2 separate regions of the Homo sapiens genome follow, and region 1 is linked to region 2. A link is an interaction called in ENCODE POLR2A ChIA-PET data of the cell type or tissue named here. Cell type or tissue: PC-9. All regions are shown on one strand. Each heading gives the region's core, and the rest is flanking DNA. Links, peaks and the distances in the headings are about the cores only. Region 1 holds the start of LOC105372884 (a long non-coding RNA gene). Region 2 overlaps PLXNA2 (plexin A2).

Evidence for each region. Peaks named below come from ENCODE experiments on the same cell type or tissue, not always from the same donor. Only the 100,000 strongest peaks of a DNase experiment are listed, where the experiment ranks them.
Region 1: POLR2A ChIA-PET joins it to region 2 with 13 read pairs; 4 of 35 experiments call an interaction of 5 or more read pairs at or near these places.

What each region holds. Positions count from the first base shown.
Region 1 is chr1:208,196,958-208,213,185 of GRCh38, reverse strand. It overlaps PLXNA2 (plexin A2), which reads left to right. Exons shown (of 32, transcript NM_025179.4): 3 at 2,724-2,906. It overlaps LOC105372884 (a long non-coding RNA gene), which reads right to left and starts at 6,396. Exons shown (of 5, transcript XR_001738428.3): 1 at 4,537-6,396; 2 at 3,518-3,636. RefSeq lists a silencer at 11,568-11,862 and an enhancer at 14,675-15,180. In PC-9, for the core only: no CTCF peak of the experiment used is centred there; DNase peaks (open chromatin) are centred at 9,585 and 11,745; H3K4me3 peaks cover 558 bases; H3K27ac peaks cover 3,634 bases.
Region 2 is chr1:208,041,292-208,057,519 of GRCh38, reverse strand. It overlaps PLXNA2 (plexin A2), which reads left to right. Exons shown (of 32, transcript NM_025179.4): 14 at 2,982-3,099; 15 at 5,057-5,193; 16 at 6,097-6,264; 17 at 6,418-6,511; 18 at 11,403-11,642; 19 at 12,310-12,453; 20 at 12,778-13,012; 21 at 14,317-14,459; 22 at 15,154-15,422. Among named protein-coding and RNA genes, the nearest start is that of LINC02767, 90 kb to the right of the region's middle. In PC-9, for the core only: no CTCF peak of the experiment used is centred there; DNase peaks (open chromatin) are centred at 8,369 and 10,889; H3K27ac peaks cover 1,537 bases.

The sequences.
Region 1 (16,228 bases), core at 4,784-12,783, 150 kb before region 2:
GAATAAATCTTTTTTTTTTTTAATAGTTCTGGAGATACTAGAATCAATAAGACAGTAGCAAAATCTAGGATTACCAGGTTTTTGCTTCTGTCATCATTTCTCAAAAGCTGACTTGGGCTACGCCTGTGCCCAGACTCTGTGGCCTTACCAGCCCTGCAGAAAGTGGGAAAGAAATGGAAGCCATGAAATTAAGGACTTTTAGAGCTCAAAGGAAGCTTGACAATTACCTGTTCCAATACTTTTACTTTACAGATGAGAAAACTGAGGCTGAGACATGGTACATGACATATCAAGGTCACACAGCTGGTTTCAGTAGAGAAAGGCCTAAAATCTGGATCACTTTCATCTTAGCCAGGGCAGTAGCTGCGTGTAGTGTAGGGATGAGATGAGGAAGAGAAGCACACAATGTAAAAAGTGTAGCTGATAACTCTGACCTGCCTTTCTAGGGAGCTAGAATTCCCGTGGTTGGCTCCAGTGGTGTGCTGGTAAATATTAAATAACTGGCTCTATGCAGGCAGGGGAGGGAGAGGAGTGCTCTGGTTTGTAGCCTCTGCCAATTGCCATGGTATAAATACACCTATCCTGGCTGATTTCAAGCATCATGGGATGTCACTGAATGCACAGTTATTCCCTAACAGCTGGCTTCAGCACACCACAGCTTCACTCCCTTCCTGAGAAACTCATTCCTTCTGCTCTGTGGGGCTCAATATTATCCCGGGTTCAAAAGTCATCTTAACCTAAAAATTTGTTTTATTTCCTGAAGAATATACACACACAAGTGCAGCACCATCATTCCTACCAGTAACAGGAGCAGCAGCTCTCTACAAAACACTGTGGAACCACAAAAAATGAGTCTCTGCTCCTTTTGGGACTGAGAAGAGAAAGGAACGGAAGTCCCTGGTTTAAAAAAAAAAATCATATGCCATAACTTATAAACCAATTATTCCAAAGAAATGAGGCTGTCAACGAGTGATGGTGTGTCAGCCTGCTCTTCCCTGGTGAGGGTGAGAGGAGGCTGAAGGGAGCATGGGGGCAGGCTGTTCTGCTGCTTTCTATGATTTCTACGATAGCCATTTCCTTCCTCCTCTGGGATGCCTTCACAGACCCAGAAGGAACAGCTGCCACAGGATGCGGGGCTCTTTCTGGCCCAGAGCCTGCAGCCTTTGCCACAGGATTCCACATTGTGCCATTAACTGGGCCATGTCAGAGCACTCATTCTGACCCAGCCCCGTGCTGAGCACTGTGTACAGAATGCAAACCCCTCAGCAGCCCCTGCCTCAGGAAGCATTATGGTCTTTGTCTTTCATTCTTTTTTAGATGAGAGACCTAAGATCTTTCTTGAGACCTTAGAAATCATCAATTTAACATTCCCTTTAAGAGCCCTACAAGAGGACCCTGCTTGTCCAAGTTTTCACAACCAGTTAGTAGCAGAACAGGGGATAGGATCAAGATCTTCCTACTTTCTTTCCAGCAATTTTTTTTTTTTTTTTTTTGAGACGGAGTCTCGTTCTGCCGCCCAGGCTGGAGTGCAGTGGCGCAATCTCGGCTCACTGCAACCTCCGCCTCCTGGGTTCAGGCGATTCTCCCACCTCAGCCTCCCAAGTAGCTGGGACTACAGGCACACACCACCACGCCTGGCTAATTTTTTGTATTTTTAGTAGAGACAGGGTTTCACTATGTTGGCCAGAATGGTCTCGATCTCCTGACTTCGTGAACTGCCCGCCTTGGCCTCCCAAAGTGCTGGGATTACAGGCGTGAGCCACCGTGCCCGGCCACAATTTTTTTTTCACTTGCTCAAGGTGATCTTCTTTCAAACATGCTCCAGTCGCTGCTGACAGATACATTATGGAGCCACACCACCACTCTCCTTAAAGGCTGGAAATATGAAGGACACCACCTCCAGAATTCTCTCTTAATTATATTTACCCAAACATTGTTGAAGATCTATAATGCACAATAGTGGAAAGAGTTGGACAACTTAACACAAATCTTTTGCATGCATTATTTCATTTGTTCCTTCACAATTCTATCAGAAAGGTGGGCAGGTATTATTCCAAAGGAAGAAACTGAGGCATAGGTAGATTAACTTTTCCAAAGTATAAGGTACTGTTCGATATCATTATGACACTTCTGATCTCTTTCCAGTATGGAAAGATAGTAGGGAGCTAGAATTCCCATGGTTGGCTCCAGTGACGTGCTGGTAAATATTAAACAACTGGATAGTTGAATGGCCTAAAATTTCTTGCACCCAAAGGGAGACCCTACAGCCCAAGAAACAAACAAGAAACCCTTTCTGGGCTGGTAGAAATCCTGTAATGTTGCCTTTAGACTGATTATCCACTGAAGGAACTCTTGTCTGAAATAGAAAGATCCCACAGAATGCCATGGTCCTGAGGAACATTAAAATAAATAGAAAATGAGTTCAGGCACTTAGCTTTACAAATTGATCCTGGTTCTCCTGGCAGAAAGGTAGATACAGGTGACGCCAGCTGAGTGGAAGGTTGCTGCCTGTTCTTTCATCTGGCTTCATAAGAACCAACATGGAATTTGTGGGTGAGCTGGTGAGAAGTTTTTGTCTGCAGCTTGTATTAGGGCCCCTGAACTCCCATGTCTGCCTCTCTGAGGCCTGGTGTCCTAAGGCTGGAAGTTGTGGATATGGGTCGTGTAGAGACTTCACCATGCCTCCACTGTTACTCACCCCAATTCCTTCCGCTTCCCTCCAGCCTGTCCCCATCGATGATAACTTCTGTGGACTGGACATCAACCAGCCCCTGGGAGGCTCAACTCCAGTGGAGGGCCTGACCCTGTACACCACCAGCAGGGACCGCATGACCTCTGTGGCCTCCTACGTTTACAACGGCTACAGCGTGGTTTTTGTGGGGACTAAGAGTGGCAAGCTGAAAAAGGTAAGAGTCTATGAGTTCAGATGCTCCAATGCCATTCACCTCCTCAGCAAAGAGTCCCTCTTGGAAGGTAGCTATTGGTGGAGATTTAACTATAGGCAACTTTATTTTCTTGGGGAACAAAGGTGAAATGGGGAGGTAAGAAGGGGTTAATTTTGTGACTTAGCTTCTAGCTACTTCCTCCAGCCATCAGTCATTGGGTATGTAAGGAATGCAAGCGTATTTCAATATTTCCCAAACTTTAAGAAAAAACTTTAAGAAGGTACATCTGCAAAAGCAAAAAAAAAAAAAAAAAAAAATTGCTCTTCATTCCCAAATCAAGCAAAACTAAGTTTTTGATTATGTGCATTATAAATCTCCAAAATCGCAAATCCCTCCCTAGAACCTGTAAACTTGATTATACTGGTCTTTGTTGAATTCAGAGAAGTTGGTTGAAGCAGATTACTGGTCCCAATTCTAAGACCTGGGGTAAACGGTGGGTGCTGCTCTCTGATGGTATATGATGCCTGAAGAAAACACCATTCTCCAGTCTTTCCTCTTCCTGCAATCACAGACTCTTCCCTTCCCAGCTCCCCACCCAGATGTAAGCTGCCAGGTGGAAGTAGACATTTTACCTTGCGCCTCCCAGGGTACTTCTGCCAGCTGGAGGGCACAGGCTGTCTGGGGATGGCAGCATGGGAGGCCTCTTGTGCAGCAGGCTGAAGCCAACAGCTTGTACCAGCTTGTCTAGTGCCTAGGGTGCAGAGAGGGCGCACAATCTGGTTCATTATGTGGGATTAGAGCAGCCACATTCTTTCCGGTCTCAGCTAATCCCTTTTCCCAAGCTTACCCTCCTGCCACCTTTCCCTGGTCCCAGCACCTGTGGATCAAGGAACATGCAAGACCTCACTGCATCTCACCCTTTGATGTTGACATCACCCTGGAGCTCTTTCCTCCTAATCCATTTAGAGCCTTGGGAGGGATGTTGTTTGGAAATGTGGAAGGAGGGTAACCTGGAGTGAGCCCAAGGAAGAATTTCTATGTTCTGCTTGTTCTGAATTACTGCCAGGGGAGGTGAGAAGAACTGGTCTGGGTTCACCTAGCAGTGCTAAACCCTCCAGGCTTCTTCTGGTTCTCATGATACCAAAGATATTTAACCATTTCCTCACTTGCTGTAGAGGTTCCTACATGTTCCTCTTCTGTGCCCTCCACTCTGCCTGGGACTAGGGACCCTAGCTTGGCTTTTCGGCACATGGAAGAGAGAAAGAATGTGGTCCTTGCATTTGCTTTTCCAAAATGGGAAGGGAAGGAGTTGCTGTGTGAAATTCTGCTAAGATTTAAAAGTGGCTTCTACCAAGAAGCAATTCAGCTTGGAACCCTGAGGCCGGCTACTTCCCTGCTCAGCCAGGGTCACCATATCCAGTTGAGCAAATTGTGCCTGGCCTAGGAGGATTGTGTTAACGGGCCTAGTGGGAGTTGAAATCCAGCCTGAGCTCTCCCTGTCACATCATGTACCCTGTGGTATAAACATCTGCTCATGGGACTTCTCTTACTAAGTCATCTACCCATAGGGACCACCTTTTCCTAAATGGCACACAGGCTCTCTAAGGGCCAGCAGAAACCACACAGGCTAGCGTGAGCACCTTTCCCCTACCTTCAGTCACTGCTCCAGGTCATGTGTGTCATTCTGTCTCCTTGATTCTCTTGAAAGTTCTGTGAAAGGCAGGGGTCATGCTTTTTGGACTGTTCCCTTCTTCCCCTTTAATCCTGTCACCGAGTGTTCACTCATGGGATAGGCTTCAAAACTGCTTTGAAAAATAGAACCATTCTTTAAGGAACCTTAGAGATTGCCTGGCCCAATACTCTCATTATTTGACAGGGAAACTGAGGTCCAGAGAAGAAAATTGACTTGCCCAAGCATAGAGATCTAGGACAAGTTGCTTCTTGCCTTGACACCCAATTTGGCACCATTTTTACTTAAAGAAGTAGCTCTAGAGCCCAGGGAGGGAGACTGAGAATGATCTTCAGGTCCAGGCTTGCTACAGAGGTCAGCTAGGGGCCAGTGCTTTCACTCTCTTCAGATCTAGATGTGAATTAAGGAATCAGTGTTTGCTGAATGGATGGATGGATGAGAAGTGAATAAAGGAAAAGGGACCCAACCAGATACAAAGGGACCTTGAGTTGACTTTCCCCATATCTCCATGCATCGTGCACAGCACACACTAGGGGCTGCTTGGCATCTATCCAAGTCACACACCTGAGTTGGCCAAGTTCTCCTGGCCTTATTGAAACCCTGACGGACAAGTTACTGTGGAGACCAGTCAGCAGGTTCAAGGGCAAAGCTGGGGGCGTGGTTACCCACAGCTTGTTCTGACCTGTGATTTGGCTGCTTCTTCTCACTCTTTGCTTGGCCTTTCTTTGGCGGTTTCTATGAGCTCATGACACCCCTCCTTCCTCCTCTGTGCAGCTCACCCTTCCTTCCCACCCACGCTGCTTTGAGGTACTTGACATTCATACCCAGGCCCCTGCTGGCCTCCCATCTACCAGCTTACTTGCTCCCACCCCTCTCCAGAGAAATAACCCATGAAGAATTTATGGAATGTCCCCAGGAAACCCTACTATGGTCCAGGCCCCATAGCTCTTTCAACACAGGAAGGAAAATAAAGAAAAAAAATAGCTAAGAGTTTGGAAAGGGAAGGGAAGCCGGGTGCGTCAGAACTACTCACTTCTCCCGGCGTCTGTCAGGCTGTCCAGCCCTCATCTACTGTGGTCTGTAGGAACAGGATGTCCCTGTGTATGTAAGTTTAGAGGAAGCAGAGACTTGCTAGAAGTGATAGGACCACAGGGCGCTCTTATGTGCTGTGTCCACATAGCTGCTTATACACTGCTTTCTGCAAGATGCATAGAGAGCACCCTAGACAAGACCACTGCCTTCTGAGCTGCAAACATGTGGAAGGAACAGACAGAATAAGGTTAAGTCCCCAAAACCTGTATGTGAGGCCGGGCACGGTGGCTCATGCCTATAATCCCAGCACTTTGGGAGGCCGAGGCAGGTGGATCACCTGAGGTCAGGAGTTCAAGACCAGCCCGGCCAACATGGTGAAACCCCGTCTCTACTAAAAATACAAAAATTAGCTAGGCGTGGTGGCACATGCCTGTAGTCCCAGCCACTTGGGAGGCTGAGGTGGGAGAATCGCTTGAACCCAGGAGGTGGAGGTTGCAGTGAGCCAAGATCATGCTACTGCACTCCAGCCTGAGCAACAGAGTGAGACTCCATCTCAAAAGCAAAACAAAACAAAGCAAAACAAAAACAAGAGTTTGAGACCAGCCTGACCAACATGGTGAAACCCTGTCGGTACTAAAAATACAAAAATCAGCAGGGCATGGTGGCATGCACCTGTAATCCCAGCTACTCAGGAGGCTGAGGCAGGAGAATTGCTTGAACCTGGGAGGTGGAGGTTGCAGTGAGCCCAGATCGCGCCACTAGCCTGGGCGACAGGGCAAGAGTCTGTCTCAAAAAAAAAAAAAAAAAAAAAACCTATATGTGCAATGCTGCATAAGCTAAGGGTCAGTGCATTGCAGGTGATAAGAAGACATGCAAAGATTCACCATAAGGGTGGAAGAATTCAAACAAAACAGCAACTATAGTGTGATCAATCTGCAAAGCTTTACTGAAAAGGAAGATTACCAGGGTCTGCTTATAGACTAGATGAGACAGAAGAACTGATGAACTGATGAGTTGGGGGAGAGAAGGGCATTCTAGACCTTGGGTGCCACACTGAGAAGGTACAAAGCATATGCAATGAAGGTCCAACATTCAGAGAAGCTCAGAAGACTTGGACAGGTAAGAGGGGAGGGAGAGCCCTGTGAGGCTTTAAGCCCTAAGGAGATCAAGTGAAAAGGATCTTGGGATTTTAGCGAACCGTGAGGTTGACATGAGCCAACTCTGTGATATATTGCTTCAACAAAGTTAGTCTTCATCATGATAATAGAAGAACAGCTTCTATGTCACGAGACACAGTGACTCCACTTTACCTTGGAGATAACATCGCAAGAGGGTGTTAAGCAAACTCAAGTGCCAGATAAACAAGAGCTGGATCGATGTGGGAATCATGCTATGTGAAGGGAAAAAGTGAATAAAGCAGGACATAGAACAGCTGTCTTTACATAACATAATTTACTGAGCACTTATTATGTGTCACATGCTATTGAAGAGCTTTATATCTGTTAACTCATTTACTCTTTATATAACTCTATGAGGTAGGTGCTATTATCACCTCCATTTTAAAGATGAGGAAATGGAGGTCAAGAAAGGTTAAAAAATAATAATAAAGTCACACAGCAAATAAAATGGCAGAGCTAGGACTTGAAATGTGATTACCTGGTTTTACAATCTGCTGGCTTATCCATTAAGCTATGGAAGATGAATTAGGCTTATTCAGTGTGGCCCCAGAGGGCAGAACAGGGCCACTGGGTAGGCGTTACAGCAATGCAGCTTTCCCCTTCATATAAGGAAGACGTTTTTTACAGCCAGACTGTCCCGTGATGGTGAGAGCTGACCCAGGAAGGAATGAGGTCCTAGTCAGTGGAAATATGCAAGCAGAGACTGGATGGTCACCAACCAGGGTGCTGTCAAGGGGATTCCTGCATCAAATCTCAGATCTTCTCAATGATACTGCCACTGTTTCTCTGGCTCTGTCAGCAAAGCGTGCGATGAAGGAGGACAGGCTGAGGCAGAGAAGAGGAGCAGAAAAGGGAAGACCAAGGTCCCCTGGGTGTGGGCTTTGGAATGAGGCTGGTTTTGAGCCTGCCCTTAGTGTAGCAGAAAGCCCCTCAGGGTCAGGTAGGAGGGGCTTGGCACAGACAGGGCAAGGCATGGCCTGGATGATGAGGACAGGCAGGCCTAGGGCCAGATGTAGGGGAGGGAAAAGCAGGTTATCCTGGGGTCTGGGTCCAGTTCCTCATGACAGCATCCCTCCTGGTTAAGAATAGGCAGTGGGAGTCCAGATGATAGAGATTAAGTGCAAACACCAAAGCAGATGGAGATGGAGGAAGAGTGGCAACAGGAACTGGAAACTCATTTTACATGATTTTCCAGGTTTCAGGGCGGAGACAGGAGGCAAATCAAGCTCATGCCATGGGGCAAAAGAGGGAAGAAGTCAAGCTGAGCAAGTGAAAGATGCCAGGACAATGGAAGGAAGGACTATCTTGGGTTAGGGTGAAGTTCCTTTGGTTTCTTCCTTCCATTTGCAGCTGCTAAACTGCCGCCTCAACCCAGGTTTCACATCCCTGCAGGGCTCCTCACAGAAGCTGGGGGGTAGTGTTTTGCCGAGGCTCTCTAGCCTCTTAGTCCCAGGGACCTTAAACAGCAGCAGATGCTGCTGGCTCTCTTTTCCATCCCCACCAGAAACCTCTTCTGCTGCTCAAGCATTGTGACATGTCCTTTATTCTGTCCCTTCAACCACTATGCATGGCACCCTCCTAGACCCCACAGCATCTGGCAAGGGAGCAGCTGTTAAGGTGTCTACCTCCCTTGAGATTCACAGATCTTTGAGGGCAGGGGCCTTCCTTTTCACATTCATCACGCCATCCCCACTGCCAGATACACATTAGGTGCTCATGAAAGTGATCTCAAATGTATTGGGTGCCTATTCTATGCCAGACATCTATTTGTACGAATTGAAATAGAATCAGACACCAACGGTGACTCCTGTTGATGTGGTTGGTTGCGAAGGAAGGAAGGTATGATGTGTTGGGTAGGTCAGTGAGGGGAGGAGGAGGGTTGGCGTGGCAGTGGCATGAGGAGTCAAGGAAACAGGACAACTTCTGGTGGGTAACAGGAAAGGAGTTTGTTTTCTGGTTAACAACATCTGGAAGAGGGTGGGGTGGTAATCTCAGAAATGTTGGCTGGAGGAAGGGGACAGCATTTACACTGTTGCCTGGAGGGCCCCAGAATAGTACAGACAGCCATCTGCTTCACCTGGATCAGATGCAGGCTTGTGTATAACAGGGGAAGCAGGAAAGAATGCCCAGGGAACCACTGCTTCCCCCACCAGTCTCTGTATGACTCTTGGGATGTTTTTGCAAATCCTCAGAGACTTTCCAAGCTCTGGGGAGGGCCCCGGCCTATTCTGGCACTACCTTCTTTCCCATTAGCTAATGGTGGCTGCTGAAATGCCTGTGAAATTCTTAAAGGAAAATTCTTTCTGCCTTTCCCTAAGGGACATACCAACCCAAGGTCTCCAGTCCCCAGCCCACAGGAAGCCCTGACGTCCCAATTCTATTCTTCTCTTTGTAATCGCACAAACGATTTACTAAGCAAAGCCAGGAAAACTGTGAGCTTCTTGCAGTAGCAGCTTAGGCATTGGAAAGAATCCATCAGGAGCACCAAAGTATTAACTCTCCTCAGCCCTGGGGTTATTACTCAGTTATTTGATAACACTGACTGTTTACAAGATACGTTTCCGTGGTTCTTTTCATCTTCCTCAAATACTTCAACTGAGGGTGCTGATCGCCCCTGCATCTTTACCCCATTTTACAGATGTAGGAAACTGAGCTGTAGCTATACTAAATGTCTTGCCCAAGGTTATATGCTCACCCCCACCCTCCAATGCCAATATTGACATTGGCATTTAGACTTTCTCCCCAAACACACTAACCTGTTACTTGGCTCCTCTCGTGGGGTGGAGTTGCCTTGGCGGATGGAAGGCCAAGTTGGATGAAAAGCTGAGAAACATGCCTTTCTCTCTGTGCCAGCCCCACCAAACAATAGCCACTCATTCCTCTGAGTGGAAATGATTCACTTGTCTCTCAGTATGAACCCTTGATTGAGTAAACAGCCGGAGCTGCAGGTCCACATCTAAGAGACTTAGTGGCTCTCCTGGGACCTGAGACCGCCCATCTGATACCCTAACTCGCCCAGGCGTCTCAGCAATGCTGGACACTGGGGTGGTGGGGAGTAGAGACCCTCTCCCCTTCCCCAGAGCCTGCATGGAAGGGGTGGGGTGGTGGTTCAGGGAGCTCACCACCACATCCCTAGTAATGAGTTTGGCTCCCTGCCCGGGCTCCCGCCGCCAAGCTCGCTGTTTGTTTTGTTGTTCTATAGGCCTCTTGGGTCCCCAGAACTGGTCTTCTGAAAGCTGGGAAAGGCTGCATTTGGTTGGCACAAGAAAGGGGCATATTTACAGAATGTCCCACTCCCACCCGTCTTGACACACACACTCTGGCCAGCACATCTCCTTGCTTGACCATGGCAGGTGTAGACAGGAGATGTCGGCTCTGTCCAGATCCCCAGCAGACCCCAGGGAAGGAGGTCCTGATCTCCCAGAGTCATTCTGAAAGGGGAGAAACTAAAGACTCATTTATTTTTTGTACTTTTTGTGTAGTTTCTAATATACTTCAATCTTGGACAATTCTTGTATGAGGCCTCAGGCTGTGTATTCAGCTGGCTGTTTTGCAGTCTTAAGGTTGAGCTCCTGCAGCTCGGGGCTTTATTGCCAAGCAGGTGAAACACAGAGAACTGTGTTTTATGGATGGGTGGGATGGGCGTAATGATTCAAGCTCACAGAATACAGGTGACCTAAATAGGCTATGCAAAATTTTCAAGAGGCCAAGGTGCTGGTGTTTACAGAGGTCTTATCTTTAGGAAAATACAGACCCTTTTACACCATTAAGCCTTGCCTGTCTGTGGATTTTGTACATGGACCTGGATCTCTGAGTCGGAAGGGACTTACAAAGACCACCTGGTCCACTCTCCTGCCTTCGGGTAGGGACCAATTTGCATAACAAAGAGTATAGGGGCTTTGGAGAGATCCAGTCCTGACTCCATCCTACTAGCTGTGTGACCTCTGAGCTTTAATTTCCTCAATGTAAAATGAGGACAGTTCTGGTACCGGCATCATAAGATTACAGTAAGGATTAAATGACATAATTCATTATTGAACTGATATTTATTGAATATGTACTGTGTGCCAGGAGCTTGGTATAAAGCAGTAGAAAATAAAACTGTCAAAAATGGCTGCCCTGGCCAGGTATGGTGGCTCACACCTGTAATCCCAGCACTTTAGGAGGCCGAGGCGGGCTGATCACCTGAGGTCAGGAGTTCGAGACCAGCCTGGCCAACATGATGAAACCCCATCTCTACTAAAAATACAAAAATTAGCCGGGCATGGCGGCATTGTGCCTGTAATCCCAGCTACTCAGGAGGCCAAGGTGGGGGAATTGCTTGAACCTAGGAGGCAGAGGTTGCAGTGAGCTGAGATTGCACCACTGCATTCCAAGCTGGGGGACACAGAGAGACTCCATCTCAAAAAGAAAAAAAAAAAAAAAAATTCTTGCCCTGATGGAAATTATCTGAATGTGGGAAGTCAGACAAACAAAGTAAGTAATCACAATATATATTATGTTTAGTGGGTGATAAGTGCTAAGGAAAAAATAGATCATAAAGAAATAATTCATGGAAGGGATGGAGTGCAGAGCTTGGGCACATGGGCATATGTGCATTTAAATATTACTACAATTGTGACTTAACTTGTGAACTTCGATTTTTTTTTTCCTGTGGAGTGGGGTAGTAATAAGCACTTTGCATATTTGTTGTAAGGATTAAATAAAATCATGTGTAAAAAGTGCTTAATATGGTGCTTGGCATGCAAGTGCTTTCTATTATTACTGATATCTTTGAGGCTTCCCCAAAACCCCACTTCTTCCCTGGCTCCCTGGGGTAGTGATGCTGTCAGATCAGGCTCCTTTTCAGTGACATGTTTGCAAGGTCAGACGGAGGAAGAGAATCCTGTCCCCTACTCCCAGCCCTGAGTCATGGGAAAAAAATACTTAGAAGACGGGACCAGCTGAGCCGAACTAATCTAATCCTGCTGGACTTTGGCATCCAGTTGCATTAGTCACCAGTGAGAGGTTTCCCAGTCTCATATCACCAAACAATATGTACTGACCCCCTCCCCAGGGTGGGGCTGAAGGAAGTGTCAGTTGCCCTGTTGTAGCTTCGCAGAATTAACTAAAACAGGCCCATTCTCCCCCTTTGCATGTCTCCACACCAACCACAGTATCCTGTGCTGCACAACTCTGCCTTCGATGAATTATGTGATCTGAGGGGACCTCAGTTTATTCATCTGGACCACCCATGCCTGCCTGGCAAGATTGCTATGCGTATCAGACATGGAGGATATATAATGTCTAACACAGATCTTGACATAGGAGATGCTTAATAAATGGCAGTCATTGCTGCCTACCACCTCTGTTGCTGCTAGAGTGACTCCTCCTACTAGTATTACTACTACCACTCCTGTACTATTACCATGTTTTTCTGCCACAGTCCCAAATTCTCTTTGATTCTATTAGTTCATTAGTCCCATATAATTTTCAGATGATCAAGAAGGATTGGAGGCCAGGCGCGGTTGTTCACGCCTGTAATCCCAGCACTTTGGGAGGCCGAGGCAGGCAGATTGCCTGAGGTCAAGAGTTCAAGACCAGCCTGGCCAACATGGCGAAACTCCGTCTCTACTAAAAATACAAAAAAAAAAAATTAGCTGGGCCTGGTGGCGGATGCCTGCAATCCCAGCTACTAAGGAGGCTGAGGCAGGAGGCAGGAGAATCGCTTGAAGCCGGGAGGCGGAGGTTGCAGGGAGCCAAGATTGTACCACTGCACACCAGCCTAGGCGACAGAGCAAGACTCTGTCTCCAAAAAAAGAAAAAAAAAAAAAAAAAAAAAAAGAAGGATTGGGATATTTCACTGCTCTGTTGCAGATGGTGATTCTGAAATTCAGAGATTATGGACTTACTTGGGGTCAAGTTGTAAATCAAGGGAAGATGTGGAAATTGGAACCAGAACGACAAATACTTCAGGGTGGAGATGGGCCCAGCATATACCTAAGTCACTTGTGTAGCCCAAGATGATCAAGCTAAGAGCTTATGGCTACTTTAATGTCTCTTTCCTTCTTGCTAGCATGTGCCTCTCTGTCCAGGGAGGCAGGAAATACATGGAGATGAATGTGGTGAAAATGAATCTGGAGCTCTGGCCTTCTGAGTCTCTTCCTGTGGTTCTATTCTTCTCCTGGCCTCAGCCTCCAGAAAGGTTTCTAGGCTCCAAGGTGGGAAAGAAGTTCAGGAGCTGGTGCCGTTGGGTTGTCCCAATCAGCCATCCCCATCCTACCCTGTGTTATGGTTTCTATGGCAAAGGCTGAGTGTCCCCCAGCTAATCTGGAAGGAGAAATGGCATCAACAGGCTTTAATAACAAATCTGGAATTCCCACGCTTGACAATTGAGGGGAAGAGGCTGGGGAATTGGGGTTAAGGCCCCCAGGGGATAAGATTGACGCTATCAAGCAAGATCAAGAGTGTTCCCTTAAATGTGTATCATAGATTTAGTAGCTGGAGGGGACCTCAGAAAACTGATCTGGTCTACTGACTTTGGACAAGTAAGATGCGTATTGTTCTATTTTATGAATGAGTTAGCTGAGGCCTAGAAAGGTGGAGTGATCTGCTGAAACTCACCCAGGTTCTTACCCACGGAGGCAAGACTGGAACCCAGGTTTTTGAATTCCAATTTTGGGGCCCTTCCCTATATCATTTTAAAGGACTTTTTTTTTTCTTTTTTTTTTTGAGACAGAGTCTCACTTTGTCACCAGGCTGGAGTGCAGTGGCGTGATCTCAGCTCACTGCAACCTCCAACTCCCTAGTTCAAGCGATTCTCCTGCCTCAGCTTCCCAAGTAGCTGGGATTACAGGCTCATGCCACCACGCCCAGTTAATTTTTGTATTTTTAGTAGAGACGGGGTTTCAACATGTTGGCCAGGATGGTCTCGATCTCCTGACCTTGTGATCCACCCACCTTGGCCCCCCAAAGTGCTGGGATTACAGGCGTGAGCCACTGCGCCCGGCCTAAAGAACATTCTTTCTGCACAAAACATCAGACTGACCTCGGCCTCTCTAGCATGCAGGCATTTCCTATGCCGAACTTAAAATTGATCTAGGGATTTTTTTCCCTGGAGCAAGAATCCAGCTGAGCTTCTTGTACCAGGCCTGACCATACAACCTTGATCTAGGGTGACCAGGATCCCTGAGCCCTCAGTCCACACATCTCAGGGATCTTACCAGAACCTGCCCAGCAGGGAGGCCTACTTCACTTCTGGCCTCAGGGCTAAGAAGTTCTGACAAATCAGAAGAACACTGAATTGGGACCCTCAAGTCTTACACGTTAGTCTTCTCTCTAGGAATGCCACATTTTTGAATGGGGATAGGCCTAAAAGATCCACTATAAATTCAGCACTTACTATATGCTAAGCCCTGGGCTAAGTGTTTTGTTTTGTTTCAGTTAAGCCTCATCAACCCTTGCAAATTGTAAAAATCATTAGTCTTGTTTCCATTTTACATATAACAAGCTGAGGCTCAACAAAACTAAGTAACTTGGCAGAGTCTCAATGCTACTAATTGGAGAGCTGGGATTTGAATCCAGAGCTCTCTGACTCCAGACCTGTGCTTTTAACCACTAGCTTTTTAGCATTCAATTGAACTTCTCTACGCTTCCATATGTCCACGTGTAGACTACCACTTGCCTGATGGAGAGCTGCAAGAAGATGCACGAGAGAAGAGGGGAAGGGCTACCTCTTTGCACCCTTTTGAGTGAAGGTGCCCTGGAAACTCGGGACATGGCAGCTGTCACCTCGGCACACGCTGTCTTCCTTGTGTCCCTCTCCTCAGGCCTCCTCCTCCACCTTCCCATCCCTCTCGGCCTGGGTCACAATGCGCGGGGTGGCAGCCTTTTGTGCCACACACAGTCCCCAGCTGACTCCCCTTTCTCCAGGCATCATTGTTTGCTGTGAGCTTTCTGAAGGAGAGACAAAGGAGTGTTGCTGACAAGGCCAAAAGCTGCTGGGTAAAGCGTGGGGCCAGGGCCCATCACCCATGCATCCCTCGGAGCCCCCGGGCTCTTCTTCAAAGACATTGTCTGGGATCTTTTGTGTGCCAGTCATACCCATTCAGAGCTGGCCAGGCAAAGGTTTCAGTGGGGAGGAGGAGCACACTGAGAAATGGAGTCATTTTGATCTGGCAAAATTGGAAGAGACATTAAGGCAATAGTTAACAGCCGACCACTGCTGGGGGGATGGGCCCAAATGCTTGTTCTCTGTTTATGGGGCTTATGCAATTCCATCAATATTGATGCCTGATGCCTTTGATTCTGACACTAATCATTGCTATGAATTAAATTTGCAGCCATATAATTAGGATTGCTATTAATAGGGCCCTGAGCTAAGCACTCCGATGTGGCGTGTCTTTTTCTTGATAGAAAATGGCATCCTTGGAACTCTGCTAATGGGGCGCACCTGGGATTTGCCAAGAATGATGTGAAAATTATACATTCTATATTTGTATTGGGCCTTTTACTGAAATACCAGCAAGCAAAGGTGAGGCTGGAGGAAGGGTTCTCTCCTACCCAGTGCTGTGGGCAGCAATTAGGTGTCTCTGCTGCTCTTTAAAGTCTTTAGGAAAGGATATGCCAGAGCCAATGTTGGTCGCTCATGGTCAAGCTTCAGACAGCTCGTAGCCAGGAAGTTCTGCTTTATGTCTAACCTAATGGGAGTCAGTTTAGGCTAAGACACTAGCCAACTAAGGGAAGAGGAATTTTCCTCATACCCTAAGCTTATTTGAAAGAGGCTGAGCCAAACTCCTACTGATGGGCCCAGTTGGGCCTCATTTCTAGGTGGATGATTGGGCAAGACCCCTACTGACAACTGATTCCAAGGGTCCCCATCCAGAGAGCTCCCTGGGCCACAGACAACCCGTTAATTTCACACACAAGGGTTAGCTCTCTTTCATGTTGAGATTCTTTTCCAGGTAAATTTGCAGCATATTTAGTCACGGGGAAACCCGGTCTCTTCCGGCAATTAGCCCCCAGTTCAGCTTCGGTGACTGTCAGTGCCCCATTCACCCTCAGCCTGAGTAATCACGTGTCGTCATGCACAAGGGTTATCTAACCCTTTTCCAACAATGGCACATGTGGTGACCTCCCTTTATCACTTAGAATAATAATTTATACCAGTTGGCACAAGGGATGCACTAGTCCCTGCTCTTTTGATCTTCAGACTGAAAATAATTTTTCTTCTAAACCATCACTGATTGATTTTTTTCTTTCATTGTTTTATATCATTGAGATAAGACAATGGTTTGAGTTCAAGTCCTAACTCTACTATTTACTAAGTACGTGACCTTGGCCAAGTTATTTAACTTCTCAGCAATTCAGAGTTGAGAGTTCTTGTCTTTAAAAAGGTCATAATAATACCTTCTTCAGAAGGATTATAATAAGGTTCAATAAGCATCTAAATCTCTTAGCACAGG
Region 2 (16,228 bases), core at 3,841-11,840:
GTAGAGGGGACAAGTGGTTAGCTCTCAGAACCTGAGGAACCCAGCTCAGCCTTTCTCACCACCCCTGCCAACAACCTCACCTCTACCATTGCTGCCATATCCATACTGTCCCTTCCTTGAAAGACATACAGAGCATCCCATTAAATCTATTGGCAGTAGAGGGGAGTGGTCAGAAGCATGAGCTCTGGAGTCGAGCTGACCTGGATTTGAATCAGGGCTCTGCCACTTACCAGAATTGTGGCCATAGATAAGTCACTTAGCATCCCTGAGCCTTAGTTTCATTGTCTGTACAATGGAGATAAGACCCGCTCTGTAGCAGAGCCTGAGGATGGCATGAGATCCTGTCTTGTAGAGTGCCTGGCAGAATCAGTAAACTGTAGTTCTTATTATTATTAAGGGCTAGAATTTGCTTTGGCATAATACTCCTTCCTCAATATAACCCTTTCCACTCCCTGCAGCTGCCCTAGCTTCTTCCTTTAACTCCCTATCTTCCTGAACTCAAAGAACAAGTGCCTGCAACAAATATTTTCAAGCCCTTTCCACCCTGGCCTGCAGGCACTGGGTCCCAGGAATGAAAGGGAAGAAGAGTTGAGGAGATTAGAGTTTGTCTGCAATGCTGCCTGATTTTCTTAGGACTCTCCAGTTCTTAGATCTTCCTGCCCAGACCCTTTTCTACAACCCACTGCTGACCACAGCCCTCTGCCCACTCATTCCACAGCTGAGAAGGGGGCTCGGCTGATGCCCGAGGAAAGAGACCTATGGCCAGCTCTGATTTCTCCCCAGTGCAGCCCCTGGACCCCTGCATCCTGCCTTTCCAACTACAGGTGCCCTTCCTTGCACACTTGAGTGGCATCCATCTCTCAGTCATCACTCTTCTCCTAGGTGCTTGAATATACTGCTTTTCTTTTGAAACATGAGCCCCAAGCAGGAAAATGTCCTAGAAGAGACAGTGTGCCAAGAGGCCCTGGCCCATCATTAGCTCCACACAGGGGCAGCTGACCAGGGCTGTTCCAGGCCTTCTCCTTTCCTACACAGACCCAGGGCCCAGGGAAGAACATTTCCATGCTGCCCGTGACCTTCACATGTTCTCTTTTTTCTTTTTTCCTTAACTTCAAGCCTGTGATGATTTCTTCCTCCTTTTCTTCTCTAAGATCACTCCAGCAGAGTGTCCGAGGGTGATGACTGAGTAACAAGCACACCCTCATTAGAAGAGAGGGAGAGAAACTTACCTACTCCCTCCTGTTCTCTTCCTTTGTCTTCCCCAGCACTGCCCACAATAGCTAGTTGATTCTCCCCTGGAGCTCCTTGAGCATGGTGGGCATCGTTTGCAGGATGTCAGGGACCTGAAACAGCAGCGGGTTGCCAGGGTCCGGGAAACAGGATGAGAGAGTCGTTAACCACACGCAGGTAGCAGCATGAAGATAACCACACAGTACCTTAAATTGAGCTTCTCGAATGCTCCCCTAATGGGGTTTCAGGAGACAGTTACGTGTAAAATATTAATTGATCATCACTATCATGTTTCCTTGGGTTTATAATTAATTGATTGATTCATAGAGAAAGGGAAGAGAGACTATTCTTCCATATGCGTTCAGTACTTTCTTGTTGAATCTAATATGCTAAAACGTAATAAGACAGTTATTGCATGTTAAGTAAATATTCGCTAGGAGTGAAAGTAGTTATTTGGGATTAACTGTTATGAAGGAGATGGAGATCAGTGGCGTGCCATGTGTGTGAGCATGCAGCGTATTTGTTTAATGCAAGTTTTATTACATCGAAATGAAATCTCTGTTTAGTTACCTTCCTTCCTAGAGAAGCTGTTGAGATAAGCATCGCTCGGTTAAACACGGATCTTCCCCACCGTGCCAGGATAATGCTGGGGATTAGTGGAGATGGGGTCTGTTTTTCTGACTCCCCACTAAGCAAACCTACCAGGAGCACCAGACTGCTCTGAATCTCCGAAATGATGTTGGGAGGAAAGGAAAAATCCTTCCCTCCATTCCCAAGCTCTTTTTAGCTGAGCTGTCAGGGCCCTCTCCCACCCAGCCCAGGCCCGACCATTCCAGGCAAGAGTTTCCCCAAGTCCCTGATGCCTTCATCTCTCCCCATCCTCAGCTGCCCACCCTTTCTAGAAGGGTACCGTGGCTAAGGCAACCAGTATCTAAATGTGCTTGTGTAACTGTTCTCAGGCGCCAGGGAAGTCATCACTAGGGGTATTGATCTGGGCTGCTCGAGAGAGAGCGCTGCACACTTCTTCCCTCCAGCTCTCCCGTTAGTGTGAGACGTGACTTTCGCTCAGGGCCGTGTCACTGTCTCTCCCACCGGGTGTGCTCAGCCCTTGATGAAGTGAGAGGCCAGTGTCACCTGCTGGCCTAATGAACTTGTCCAGCTCCCACCCCTTTGCCTACTGCGGCAGGACTCCACCCCTCCCGTTCTGCAGGGAGCTCCTTCTCTGAGCTCTCACTATCTCACCAGATTATCTCTCCCCTTTTTAAAACTCACTACAGGAAGCAAACCACAACTGAATCGGCTTGGCAAACATGCCCTCACCCACTCCTTTAGGGAGTGTAGCAATGTCTGCTTGTTACATAGGAGAGAGCGTCAGCTAGATTGCTGCCCCGAGATCTCTGTTAGACATTCCCTTTATTCTATAAATTCTGGGTCCCTACCCAATGCCAGGCACTGCGCTAGGCATGGGGAACCACAGAAATGGCCACAGAATTAGGCAGCAGAGCATATCAGAGGCACACAGGGCTTTAGAGATGATCCGGTTCAACCTTCACACTGTGCAGATGAGACCAAAGCCCAGAGAGGGAAAGCACTGTACCCAAGGTCACACAGCAAGATGGATGACCAAGCTGAGTCTTGGTCTGGCATTATTGCAAGACTGTGATGAGTCATTTGCCATGACTGGGAGAGCAAGTGAACAGCGATGCCAGCCCTTGCCCAGTCCCTCACCAGAAGGTTTGCTTTCTCCCCAGGATTGTCTGTGAGATGGGCCATGCCCTCGTGGGAACCACCTCCGGGCCAGTACGCCTGTGTATTGGCGAGTGTAAGCCAGAGTTCATGACGAAGTCCCATCAGCAGTACACCTTCGTGGTGAGTACTGGGTCCAGGGCCAGGTGCAGGTGCCCAGGGAGGAGACACACATGCTCCAGACTCCTCCCAGGAAGCCCCCACTCCCCTCCACCACCAGGCTTCTTGCAGACCAAGGAGGAGAAAAGGACCCTCCAGATAAGGCAACTTCTGGTCTTGCTGTTTTGAGAGCCTGTCTTTCCGGGATGAGATGGGCATGTGATAAACAAAGCTGTGGAGTCTTGGGAGTCCCAGAGGGCCACAGGTCAGAGTTCTAAATAAGGCAAAATCCAGCCTTTCTTAGAAAGTGGATCCTAGACTGGGGGCGGGGAGGAACTGCCTCTTGTCCCACCAGTGTAATATCTTAGTCTAATTCTAGCCTAATGAGGATGCATAGCCTGAGGGACCTAATTAAATAAGTCTATATTTATCCGCATGCTTTGTTTTCTGCCAAGGATATTTTAAGTGGGAGTTTAGAAGAGTCACTGAAATCTGGCAGGGATGTGTATCTGCACAGGACCACCAGAGTCACTCTGTATGTGTAACTCGCTACTGTGGTTACACGCACACATTCACACAGTCACACCTGAAAACATCTCTTTATGCGCAGGCAACAGGTAGTCAAATTGCAAAGACTTTCTTTCTGTAATGGCACTCTATTCATACTGAATCAATAACTTGCTTCTGGGGCCCTGGAGCCACCCAGGGCTATATTCATACTGAATCAGTAACTTGGCTTCTTCGGCCCCGAAGTCTCTCTTCTGACACCTACATTGCTACATCGAATATTTCATTAAAAGGCATTAACACTAGCAGATGGGGTCAAACCAGCCTTGCTGAGAGTTTTAAAAAATCTTTGGAGCACAAAATTCTATTTTCTGTAAAGCATTTTGCTGATTGTTTCAGGTTTTCTAGCCTCTGCCTTCTTATCTTGGCATCTCCACCTTTTTCTTATACTCTCCTCTCTCAGACTGGACAGTACCTTGCCCTATCTGCAGCCAACCTACTCCATCTCTTACCCAGGGCAGGGGCAGTGGGCATTTGTGTGAGAAGCAAACACAGGAGAACTAGCTGGGGAGAATGTCAGTACTCTGACAATCTGGAGCAAGTCAGAGCGGAGAGGGGCTTTAGAGATAACCTAGCCCACCCTCCTCACTTGACAGAGGGGTAAAGAATGATCTCAGAACTTGCCTCAGGACACACAGCGGATGAATGGCTGATGCAAACTAGAATTCATGCCTGTATAGTTGCTCAGTTAAATGCATTTTCCAATTCACTCCACTCCACTGCCCTCCAGGCAGAAGCAATTCTTTTCTGATTCAGGTCAGCCACCTGATGCATTTTAGGTTAAGCAATTCTTTTAAGCTTCAGGCTGAATTTTACTACTTAGTGAGCTTAGTAGAAAGCCCCAGCCAGTGATGCGCCATCCTCCTGATGAGGGTCTGAGAAGCCATCCTAACATTTACTGACAGCTCTCTGCACCAGGTGCCCTGCTGTGCCCTTCTTATGCTCAGGGAAGGACAGAAGGGCATGTGCATGGGCCATTAATGGAGGACTTTAGCCTCTCGGTGGCCCAACCCAGGCAGGGATGCTTTATTCAGCCCTATCGATTTTGTGCCCAAAAAATCAGTAAAGGCTCTAGATAGAGAAGCATTTTCAAATTGTTCTCAATTTGTAAACGAATTGATAGATTAGTCAGTGTCACCTCTGCTTTCCCTTCATTGTTATGAGCATGAGACTCTGGGGAGTTAATTAATTTCACCCCACATGACTCTTCTGCCTTCCCGGACATGCCCAGAGATGATTCTTAGAAAGAGTCTCACCTCTGGGGTAAGCAGAGAGAGCATTTAGGATTGAAAAGGACAGGACAAGTACCACCACGCCCAGAATGAAAACAATCTCTCCCATCCTTAGATCTAACCATGGTCCATCCTTTTGGAGAAAACCTAAGCTGTAGTCATTTCTCTGCTTCTTTCCAAAGAACCCTTCTGTGCTGTCACTCAACCCAATCCGAGGTCCCGAGTCAGGAGGCACTATGGTGACCATTACCGGCCATTACCTTGGGGCTGGGAGCAGCGTGGCAGTCTACCTGGGCAACCAGACCTGCGAGTTCTACGGGTGAGATAAACTTGAAGGGCCACCAGAAGACTGCACATCTGGGACATGTGCTGTTCACATGTTACTGTGCATGTTCATTCATAGGCCTGCCCCATCACCTCCATGTTATTTGCTACACCTAGACCCAAATACCATACCGGTCACTGTGAGAAATATATGCCACTTGTCAGTTTATATCCCGTATATCAAAGGGGCTGGATACTTCTAAAAATAATGAGAAGTGAGGGCCATGAGAACACCAGATGGAGGAGGCTCCTAGGAGCTCCCCAGTCACCACTAGGATCAAGCATTCATTGAGTCCTCACTATGGTGACTTGAAAAACACGGAGATTGCATAGCCTCAGTTCTTAGAAAGCACAGACTTATGCTTAGGGAATCCTCTGTACATAAAAAATTGAACACCTACCATTTGCCAGCACTCCCCTAGCCCTGAAGATGTAGAGAATTTGGAAAGAATCCATGGATGAGAACCCAGTTTGCCCAGGATTATCTACCTGATAATCTCCTTGGACCGTAAATTCCACAAGGGCAAGGACTGTGCATTCACTGCTATGTACAGTAGGTGCTCAGTGAATATTTGTTGACTGCCTGACCAGATTCTAAGCACTGACTAAATAGTTACATTCTAGAAAAATCCAGAAAAAAGGAGTTTCCCCGAAGCCCATGAAACCCTATCCCTGCCCCTCATTTTCAAACCCCCGTCTCCAATTTGCTGCCTCCCTAATCCACTGGGGCACTGATCTATACTGATGCGGGATGTGTTCCATTGTTGTAGAATATAAAAGGATGAGAGAACACTTCTGTGGCCTTACCCGCAGACCAAGGAAAGCCCCTTGTCAAGCCAGTGGGCACCTCTTGTTGCCCATGCCTTTCTTCTCAACCCTCCTGCTGTCTCCCTGTCAGGAGGTCAATGAGTGAGATCGTGTGTGTCTCACCCCCATCATCCAATGGCCTTGGCCCGGTCCCTGTTTCTGTGAGTGTCGACCGAGCCCATGTGGATAGCAACCTGCAGTTTGAGTACATAGATGACCCTCGGGTCCAGCGCATCGAGCCAGAGTGGAGCATTGCCAGGTGAGGTGGAAGGTGGGAGGGATGCACCTGGAAGCCACCCAGCATGATCCCTGCAGCCCAAGTCTGGCTCATGAGAGGGATCCCTAAGGTGGAGGTTCACCATGCCAGATTTGAGGGGGTTTTTTACCTAACCGAGCCTCTGCCTGTTTTCAGTGGCCACACACCCCTGACCATCACAGGCTTCAACCTGGATGTCATTCAGGAGCCAAGGATCCGAGTCAAATTCAATGGCAAAGAATCTGTCAATGTGAGTAACTGTTGGTCTGCCCCAGCCTTTGGTAAACACAGCTCTGTGTTGATGTTTTGCAATGGGATGAGCTCTGGGTTAGGCACTGGAGCCTCTGAATACTGGAGAGGAAAACTGGCTTAAGACTCTGAGCCTGGAATCATGGTCCAAATACCTAAACCTTATAATTTTTTTTTTTTTAAGACATGGCCTCACCCTGTCACCTAGGCTGGAGTGCAGTGGTGCAACCACAGCTCACTGCAGCCTTGACCTCCCGGGCTCAAGAGATCCTCCCGCCTCAACCTCCTGAGTAGCTAGGACCACAGGCGCATGCTTGGCTAGTTTATTATTATTATTATTTTAGAGATGAGGTCTCTCTCTTTTGCCCAGGCTGGTCTCAAACTCCTGGGCTCAAGTGATCCTCCCGCCTTGGCCTCCCAAAGTGCTGGGATTATAGGCATGGGCCACCATATTCAGCCCTACAATGATTTTTATATTATAATGACAGTACAATTTCTTGTCAGAAGGTGATATAGTGAGTGTATCAAAGTACTGGCTTCTGAGTTTATGATACAGCACAAAAGGACTCCTGTTTTATGACAGGTTGACTTTGAGGTCCAGTGAAAACCCATATTGGAAGTGGTTGGAGAAATTCTGGCTCCAGATTCAGACATGTCTGGAGAGGAAGCAGGGTTCTGCCATCTATTAGCTGTACAAGCATGGTCAAGTCATTTAACCTCCGGATCCTCCACCTCTCAGCTATGAATGGTGACAAGCAGACCTGCCTCAGCTTCATAACCTGCCAGCCCGTGGCTGGCATAAGGTTGGCAGTTGATAAATGCTAGTCACTGCATCAGATAACTCCACCTAGGTTGCTAAGATGATAAGTTTGGACATTTTATATTAGTCTTCCATGCATAGCCATGTAATTTTTATAATTTTTAAAAAGTTGTCTGTATCGTAGGGATAGAATGTCTGATATGTTGTCAATTTTTTATCATTTTTCTAGGCTCCATCTCACTCTTTCAGCCAATATTTTTTGAAACATGATTGTATTTGTAATTATATTATAGCAGATGCTACTATGGCCATTATTTTTCATAGAAATTACTATCATTACTGCTTTGACCTTCAGGGGCTTGACTAGACTAAGATGGAGATGGAGAAGATGGTGTTATGTCTCCCCTCTTACCCCTGACACATTTCCAGGGTACTTGAGGCTTCCATAAGAAACACAGAGATACACAAAATGACAGAGTGTTAGAAGGTTAGATATAGAAAGGTCTCAGGGATCATCTGATGCAACCCCTTCATTGTGTAGCAGAGGAAACTAAGTCCAGAAAGGTTAAATGACTTGCCCCCAATCATACAGGTGACTGGTGGAAGGGCCAAGGTGGATCCCAAACATCCAGACTCTTCGTAACTAGGCCACATGAAATGCTGGTGGGCTTGACATTACCATCCTGCTGGAGATGTTGGGGAGCACTTGTACCACACCTTCAGTATCCACCATGGTCACTCCTTTTTGGGCTAGGTGAGCGCATGCCTCCTTCTGCCAGGTGTAGAACTTGATCCATGGGTAAAAGAGCCTAGGCCCCCACTCCATTTCCAGACTGAAGCTCAGGGTCCCCAGAAACTCCCAGGTAACTCCAGAGTCTAGGGTGAGGTATGGGAACAAGAATGGTAAGTTCACACCCAGGAAGGATTTAAAAAAAAAAAAAAAGCAAGCAAATTAGGTACATGTTTTAAAATATAGGTTTTATTGTTATTCAGGTATGGCAAGGCCAGAGTATAACTTGTTCTACTCATAGATCAAATCCCAAGAGAAGAGGGAAGTCCATGCCCCAGGGGTCACAGGGGGAAGCACCAGGGTTGGTCTGCCTGGAGGCGGAGGGAGAAACCGTGGCAAGAGTCTTTATGTGGTTTCTGCAGGAAGGAACAGGCATAGCAGGGTAAGCAAGTTTAGGATCAGCTAGTTTGAGTCATTTTAGCAGGCTCTGGGGCCCAGGGCTGTCCCTAGATGTTTGGTGCCTGGTCCCAGAATGATGAGGGCATGAGGATAGTGTGGAAAGGGGCAGTTGAGCTGTGGGGTCTGGATTGGTTCGTGCATATGAAAGGCACGCTCACAGGCAAGTTATTTGCTATCTCTAGGATTTTGCCCTGGGAGGGACATTCCCTCCCCAGTCAGCAAGGCCCCAGATGTCAAAGCATCAGCATACAGAAAATAAAAGACGTAATTAATACAGTCCAGAGAAAATTCTGGAGAGTGAGTACGTGACCTCCAAAGGCTTCAGCCTTAGTCCTCAGGAAGCCATTGAAGAGAAGCCTGGGCTGGGAAGCCCCTCCCCTTCCCCACACCTGACACCTGTGGCCAAAGACTCAGGTCCCAAGCCCCCTGCTCCCTCACCAGGACTCATTTACAGTACTGGGCAGGAATGTTCTCAGCGCTTCCTCCAGCCCCATGCACCATGATCTCAATGTTCCAAGGACTTAAGAAGCAGTTCTGCCCTCTGGGGAGCTGGGGGCCCTCAGTTTCAGTGGTGACCTGCCTGGTATCTACAGGCTGGCAGACCCAGAGGGAAGGATGCAGGAATGTAGATTTCCATCAGCTGGCTCCAGAATGGGAGGCTCAGAACCCCTGCCCTGTGCTTCTGCTTTCAGGAATGGTAGGAGAGAGGCACTTTGCCCCTGAAGCCCTGCCTGGTTGGGCCCCAGCTCATCCTCAGCACACCTGGGCCTACCCCTCATCTTTGGGTTTTGAAGCTGCCCCAGTGGATAGCTAGGAGGGCCAGAGTGAAGCCGCCAAACCCAGAGGAATGTTTGGCAAACAAAAGTGCCGACGCAGCACGGGGCAGGCAGCGTCCAGAGGCCTCTTGCTTGGGAGTGATTTGCTTATTCATAGAGGAGCCTGGTCTAGGGAAGCTAGACTGGGACCAGCAGAGAGGAAGATGTTGGGGTGAGGCTCACCAAGGCTCGGTGTCTTCTTGCAGAACCCAGGAATTGGGACCCCCTGGCTCAGCTGTACCCATTTCACCACACCCCTCAACCTCCCCATGCCTCATTGTACCCTGCTGGAACATGAAAGGGGCATTAGGTTCATAAGGGGCTGCTGAATTGCACCACAAAAAGGGCAGGAATGTGTACTCCCTCCCACTACAGCATAAAGGCCGCAGTGAGCCGCTTTGTTTAAACTCTTAAATTCCCTTTGGAAAGGAAGGGTTAAGACTTGGACTTGAAGCTCTGACATAATCTCTATGCAAGTGTCAGCTTTTTTTGCAATTTCACACACAGTCTTGTTTTCTGAACATGAAGCTCGTGTGTGTGTATGTTGGCCAGACGCATAACATGTGTGGACCTGCCAGGACAGTGTGTACTTGAGCAGTCTGAGTTCTCAGAGATGCCCTGGCTGTTGCCGGGACCCCACTGCTCCCAAAGCTGAAACTGAGCTGTGCTGGGTGGGAGCCAGGCAGAGAGGGAGTAGGAGTCTGGGTTTTTCTTCCCAAGCCCCACGTGGGCCCTTTAGTGGTTTCTGCAGTCTGGCTGCTGTCTTGGGCAGCCCCAGAACTAAACCTCCACAGGAGAGAATGGCACAGCTCATGCTAAGGAGGGACTGGACCAGCCCAGCCAGGATTTTAGTTGGCACCAGAGACCTCCAAGAGAAAAAAGATATCATGAACTCTGTGTCAAAACCAAGCTTCTGTCCCAGTGCAGGGTTAGGGGACACTTGGTTAGAGAAGAGAGAGAGGTCCTACATAAAACATTTGAAGAAGGCTGGGCCCAGTGGCTCAGGCCTGTAATCCTAGCACTTTGGGAGGCCGAAGCGGGCGGATCACCTGAGGTTAGGAGTTCAGGACCAGCCTGGCAAACATGGTGAAACCCTGTCTCTACTAAAAATACAAAAATTAGCTGGGCGTGGTGGCACGTGCCTGTAATCCCAACTACTCAGGAAGCTGAGGCAGGAGAATCACTGGAACCCGGGAGGCGGAGGCTGCAGTGAGCTGAGATCGCACCACTGCACTCCAGCCTGGGCAACAGAACAAGACTCCATCTCAAAAAACAAAAAAACAAAAAACATTTAGAGAGTTGCAGAATCCTATTTTTCATCAGTATTCAATCAACATTAACTGAACACCTACTACATACTGAGCAAAGTGCTCATCTCGTACCACTTCCTGCTCCACACTCTACACACACACACACACACACACACACACACACACACACACACACACTATGCTGTTCTGTCCTACTTTTTTCTCAAACATCCCATGCTCCCTTGTCCCCAGGCCTTTTGGTGCTGTTCCCTCTGCTTGGAACTTGTTCCCTTCCCCCTCCCTCTCCTTATCTAGGTAAGTCCTACTCATTCTTCAGATTAAATTTCATTCATTTCTTCCATGGGAAAACTTCCATGAGTCACTCCTACCCTGCTTCAGGCCATGCACACACACATACACACACACACACACACTCATGCACACACACAGACACTCCTAGAGTAGCTGGTACTTCCCTACCAGGGCATTTATTTTTCACATCTCTGCATGCATCCAACAGTGCTGTGTGCCCCCCATGCCCCAGGCCCTCTTCCAGGACTAGATTGTAATGCTTCTTTGTCTTCCCTCCAGACTGTGTCTGCCGCTCTATAGCCCCACCTCCTAGCACAGTGCCAGCACAAACTAGAAACTAGATGCCCAAATAGCGTTGGTGAATGAATTAATGAAGAAGCTAAAATGCCCCCCACTCCCCCAAAATTTCACTGCCCTTTCCTGGAGGGCTTTCCCATGGAATGGAGACAAGCAAGTAAACCCAGTGACGAGGCACAAAAGCAGAGAGAGGGTGGGAGAGCGGCTGTGGGCCCCTGGGCTCTGTGCCAGGCACTCCGTGTGTGAATGCTGCGCTCTGGATCTCTTAGGTGTGTAAAGTTGTGAACACAACCACCCTCACCTGCCTGGCACCCTCTCTGACCACGGACTACCGCCCTGGCCTGGACACTGTGGAACGCCCAGATGAGTTTGGATTTGTCTTTAACAATGTCCAATCCTTGCTAATTTACAACGACACCAAGTTTATCTACTACCCCAACCCGACCTTTGAACTGCTTAGCCCTACTGGAGTCTTGGATCAAAAGCCAGGATCGCCCATCATTCTGAAGGTAGGAGTGCCCGCCAGAGGGCAGTGCCACCAGGGGCAGCAATGCCAGAGGGCGCCCCTCGCTCCTGGCCTGACTTTCTTTCTTTCTGGCTCTCCTTTCTATGCAATTGAACTTGCAAAGCTGTCTCCTTCCTACAGAAGGAGCTCATGGGTAGATATCGACCCATCAGGCGATATAGCTTGCACCCAGGCTTCTTAAGAAATACTTTAGAATATTTCTGTTAGTTCTTGTGAGCTTTGGGAACCAGAGGTACTGCAGTGAGTTGGGAGTAACTGTTTCCTTTTCTGTCCACTCTGTGGCCACAGGAGCCCACACACACATTTCCAGAGGTCACAGTCCCTGGCACTGTCCATCCAAGTGATTTGTTGCCCCACTACTTTCGTGAAATCCCATGCATCCTCCCCCAAAATTTTCTCTTGTTTAGTGTTTTGTCTCCTCTGCATTTTTCCCACTCTCTTCTTCATTTTCATTCTCTCCTGCGTCTGTTTTCTCTCTTTCTCTCTAGATCATGGCTGTTAGAAGTCCCCTCCACAAAAACTTGCCAAGGAGTCATTTCCTGGTTTTTGCACTGCTGCCCTTCCCCGTCTCCTTAATCTCTTTTTAAGTAGGCAATTAACTTGTGCGTGCATGTGTCAATTATGCCTATAAAGACTGCTATTCTCTACAGGGCAAAAACCTCTGCCCTCCTGCCTCTGGAGGGGCCAAACTCAACTACACTGTGCTCATCGGAGAGACCCCTTGTGCTGTCACCGTATCTGAGACCCAGCTTCTCTGCGAGCCTCCCAACCTCACCGGGCAGCACAAGGTCATGGTGAGTGAGCCCTGCGTCTGTAATGCCTCCTTCCCGCCTCGTGGTGCATGTGTGATCTGTCCTAAGGAAAGGCTCTCTTCTGTCTCGTTGCCTGACTCACCCCCTCCATATCTCCTCATCTCTGGGTCCTACATCAAATTGGGTATAAGCTGAGAACACAAGAAAAGAAAGGCAGATGCCGAGGCAGGAAATTGCTTTTTATCTAGAGCTGCACTGTGTGGTTGTGGTCTGTCATGTCCTTCCTCGCACTGTAAGGATCTGCTGGCATGCCCGGGCTCTACACCTGTGTGCATCCATGTGCGTCTGTATGTGTACAATGCACAGGTTCACGTGGGCGGGATGGTGTTCTCGCCTGGCTCGGTGAGTGTCATCTCAGACAGCTTGCTGACCCTGCCAGCCATCGTCAGCATCGCGGCCGGCGGCAGCCTCCTCCTCATCATCGTCATCATCGTCCTCATTGCCTACAAGCGCAAGTCTCGAGAAAATGACCTCACTCTCAAGCGGCTGCAAATGCAGATGGACAATCTGGAGTCCCGTGTGGCCTTGGAGTGCAAGGAAGGTTAGTGGAAGCACACCCTCATTTGCTGGGTCCCTCTTTCTCCACCTGCCTTATTGCCCTTCTCCCTGCAGACAACTCCTATCTTTACTCCCATCGCTGCCAGCCATGCCTCTGCATTCCACTTTCACCCCTGTTTTCCCAGAACTTCTTTTGCTTATAGGGTCAGAGATGTCCAATGAAGAATGCCCACTGCATGAGGACCCAGGTCCAATTGCATTGTTCTAGTCCCTTCTTTGCCCTGACCCATCCCACAATCTGGCAAACACTTTCTCCCTCTCAGGGCCTCAATGTCCCCACAGTCAGAGTCCCCAGGCTCCACAGCCCCAGACTCTAGATCCCCCATGGGAGTGTCCAGCTCTTGTTTTTCTGCACACTGTCTTCGCAGCACGTGGGAGCAGCGGCAGCAAAGGCAGACAAGCACCTGCCTCATCTCCCCCAGGGTTTGTTTTCCATCAGTGCTGCAGGCTGAGCGCTCTGAAGGCCGCCACTTGCTGGTGTCCTTGGCTGTGGACGTGTGTGGGAGTGCAGATTGTGTTTTCTCCCATGTCCCACGCAACCACAGCCTCGAGGTGACGAGTGTACCTGGCGTCCTCTCAGGCTGAGGACCTGGCAGGCTCTCTGGGTAAACAGCTCAATTAGGAATGAAAACATTTCTCCTTTTGCTGCAAATGTCAAGATCAGAAACAAGCCCTCTGCTGGATGACAGGGAAGAGCTGGGCTGGGAAATAGGACATGTGGAGCCAAGGTTCCTCCTGGCAACAGGGCTGGTGAGTTTGGCAGAGGAAGGAGCCAGGAAGACAGGTGTGCCACCACCAAGGTGAGGCTTCTGAAGCCCTTGCCTTCCCAAACTCGGCTCTCAGCTGAGCGTCTCATGACCAGACCTCCCCTAGGCTTTTGCATCTTGATTTATTACCTTGATTAGAAAAGGGCAGCACTTTGCCTGTTCTGGTCTTTGCTGGACCCCCTCAGCCATGGTCTCTCACCTGCCTCCAGCATCTCCGTGATCTTTACTAAACGGCCCAATCATGATACTTTTTTTTCCTTGTTGAAACTACACTTGTAATATGTAAAGAGAAAATTTGAAATTATAGATAAGTATAGAGGAGAAAATAACATAAAAATCACCCATTTCCCCACCACCTAAAAACAGCTGGGAGTAGCCCCGCCCTCTGGAGACACACTCCCGTAATCCTCAGAGTCTCTACAAAAGGTCCTCCCCTCGTCCTTTGCAAACTTCTTCTCCCTCTTTCTCCTCCCCCGACTGGGGCTTCCCCACGAGCCTCTCCGTCTGCTTATTCTCATAGCTTTTGCTGAGCTCCAGACGGATATCAATGAGTTGACCAGTGACCTGGACCGCTCAGGAATCCCTTACCTGGACTATCGTACCTACGCTATGCGAGTCCTGTTCCCGGGCATCGAGGACCACCCCGTCCTGCGGGAGCTGGAGGTAATGCCTGCCTCCTGGGCCCAGCCACCCAGCAGGGATGCAGGCCCAGGGTATCCTAGGAAATCCAGATGAGACTCAGCAGTACTGAGTAAGGTTAGCAGGGAAGAGGGGTCAGTAGTTTGTAACAGCATCTCAGCAACAGAGCTATCAGGAAGGTTACGGCTGAGGGGGCACCCAGGCTCCTTGGGATGGTTCCAGGGTAAAGCTCATTGTTTGTCATTTTTTAATTAATGACTGAACTAATTAACTAAGATCCTGCCTCATTCTAAAATGGATTTAAGATGGCTTAAAGAAAGACACAGGATTCTATGAGGTTTGTTTGTTCATTTGTTGGTTTGTTTTACTAAAGATAATAAATCAGGCAGAGGAGATTAAGGGGAGACTAGTAAACTGAAGAAGTTTGAGGGGGCATCTCCTATTCTATCCTTGGGAAAATCAGGCAGCCTCCCCTCTGAGAGCTCCGCATGGAGCCCAGCCTCCCCGGCCCAGTGCAAGGTCAGAGCAGACTGTCGACCTTAGAGCCAGCTGTTCCTACATCATCACGGGTGAGTGGAATGGGGTGGGGTTGGTTATAGGCCTCAAACATAGGGTCCTACAGCTAGTGTCATCGCCAGCAGGCCCTCAGTGAGACCCTCAGGTAGGAGGCCCGATGCCTGTCCTCTGAGGGCGTCGCCTCCACCACACCCCACCCCAGGTACAAGGAAACGGGCAGCAGCACGTGGAGAAGGCCCTGAAGCTCTTTGCCCAGCTCATCAACAACAAGGTGTTCCTGCTGACCTTCATCCGCACCCTGGAGCTGCAGCGCAGTTTCTCCATGCGCGACCGGGGCAACGTGGCTTCGCTCATCATGACCGGCCTGCAGGGCCGCCTGGAATATGCCACTGATGTCCTCAAGCAGCTGCTCTCTGACCTCATCGATAAGAACCTGGAGAACAAGAACCACCCCAAGCTGCTACTCCGGAGGTCTGGCCCGCAGCAGTGGGTGGAGAGGGTGGCAGGAGTCTGAACCTGGACAGAGCACCTCATTATAGCAGGCCCCACAAGCAGCATGAGAAGGCCCACTCCCCAGAAGGGGCACCCATTCAGAGCAGCCTGTGTCCTCACGTCTCTGCAGGGCAGAATCTGACTTTCCCTCAGCCCAGGGAGACTACAGAGTCTGAAGTCACCCAGGTGTGATGGATGAGCTCAGACCCTTGCTCGGATCTCAGCTGGAGTCCCAGCTCTGCCTCCTGCTAGCTCTGTGATTTCTGGCCAGTGTTGTAACCACTCTGTTGTTTAGTTTCCTCCTAGACAAAATGAGAAAAATAATTCCTATCTCACAGTCTCTTCCTCCCGGTGCCTCTAGAGCTGTGCTGTCCGGCACAGCGGCCCCTAGCCACAGGTAGCTGCTACAAATTAAAATGAAATAGAATGTAAAATCCAGCTCCTCCATTGCCCTAGCACCTAGCCGCTTTCTAAGTGCTTGGTTGCCACATTGCAGCTAGTGGCCACCATACGGGACCGCACAGATAGAGAACATTCCCATTATCGCAGAAGGTTCTATTGCGCAGCACTGAGCTAGGGATTTGGACAGCCTAGAAGGCCGTGCCTTCTGAGCTCAGCTTCCTGGATCTGAATCACAGCATCCACTACACATGCCCACTGCATTTTTCCTGGCAGGGGAGAGGGTTGGAGACCTCAGTATCCCCTGAGCCCACCCTCTCTAGAGGCCGTGGGGAGCCGGGCACAGCTTTGGAGTCCTCTGGGCAGCAGGGGCTGGAGGGCTGCAC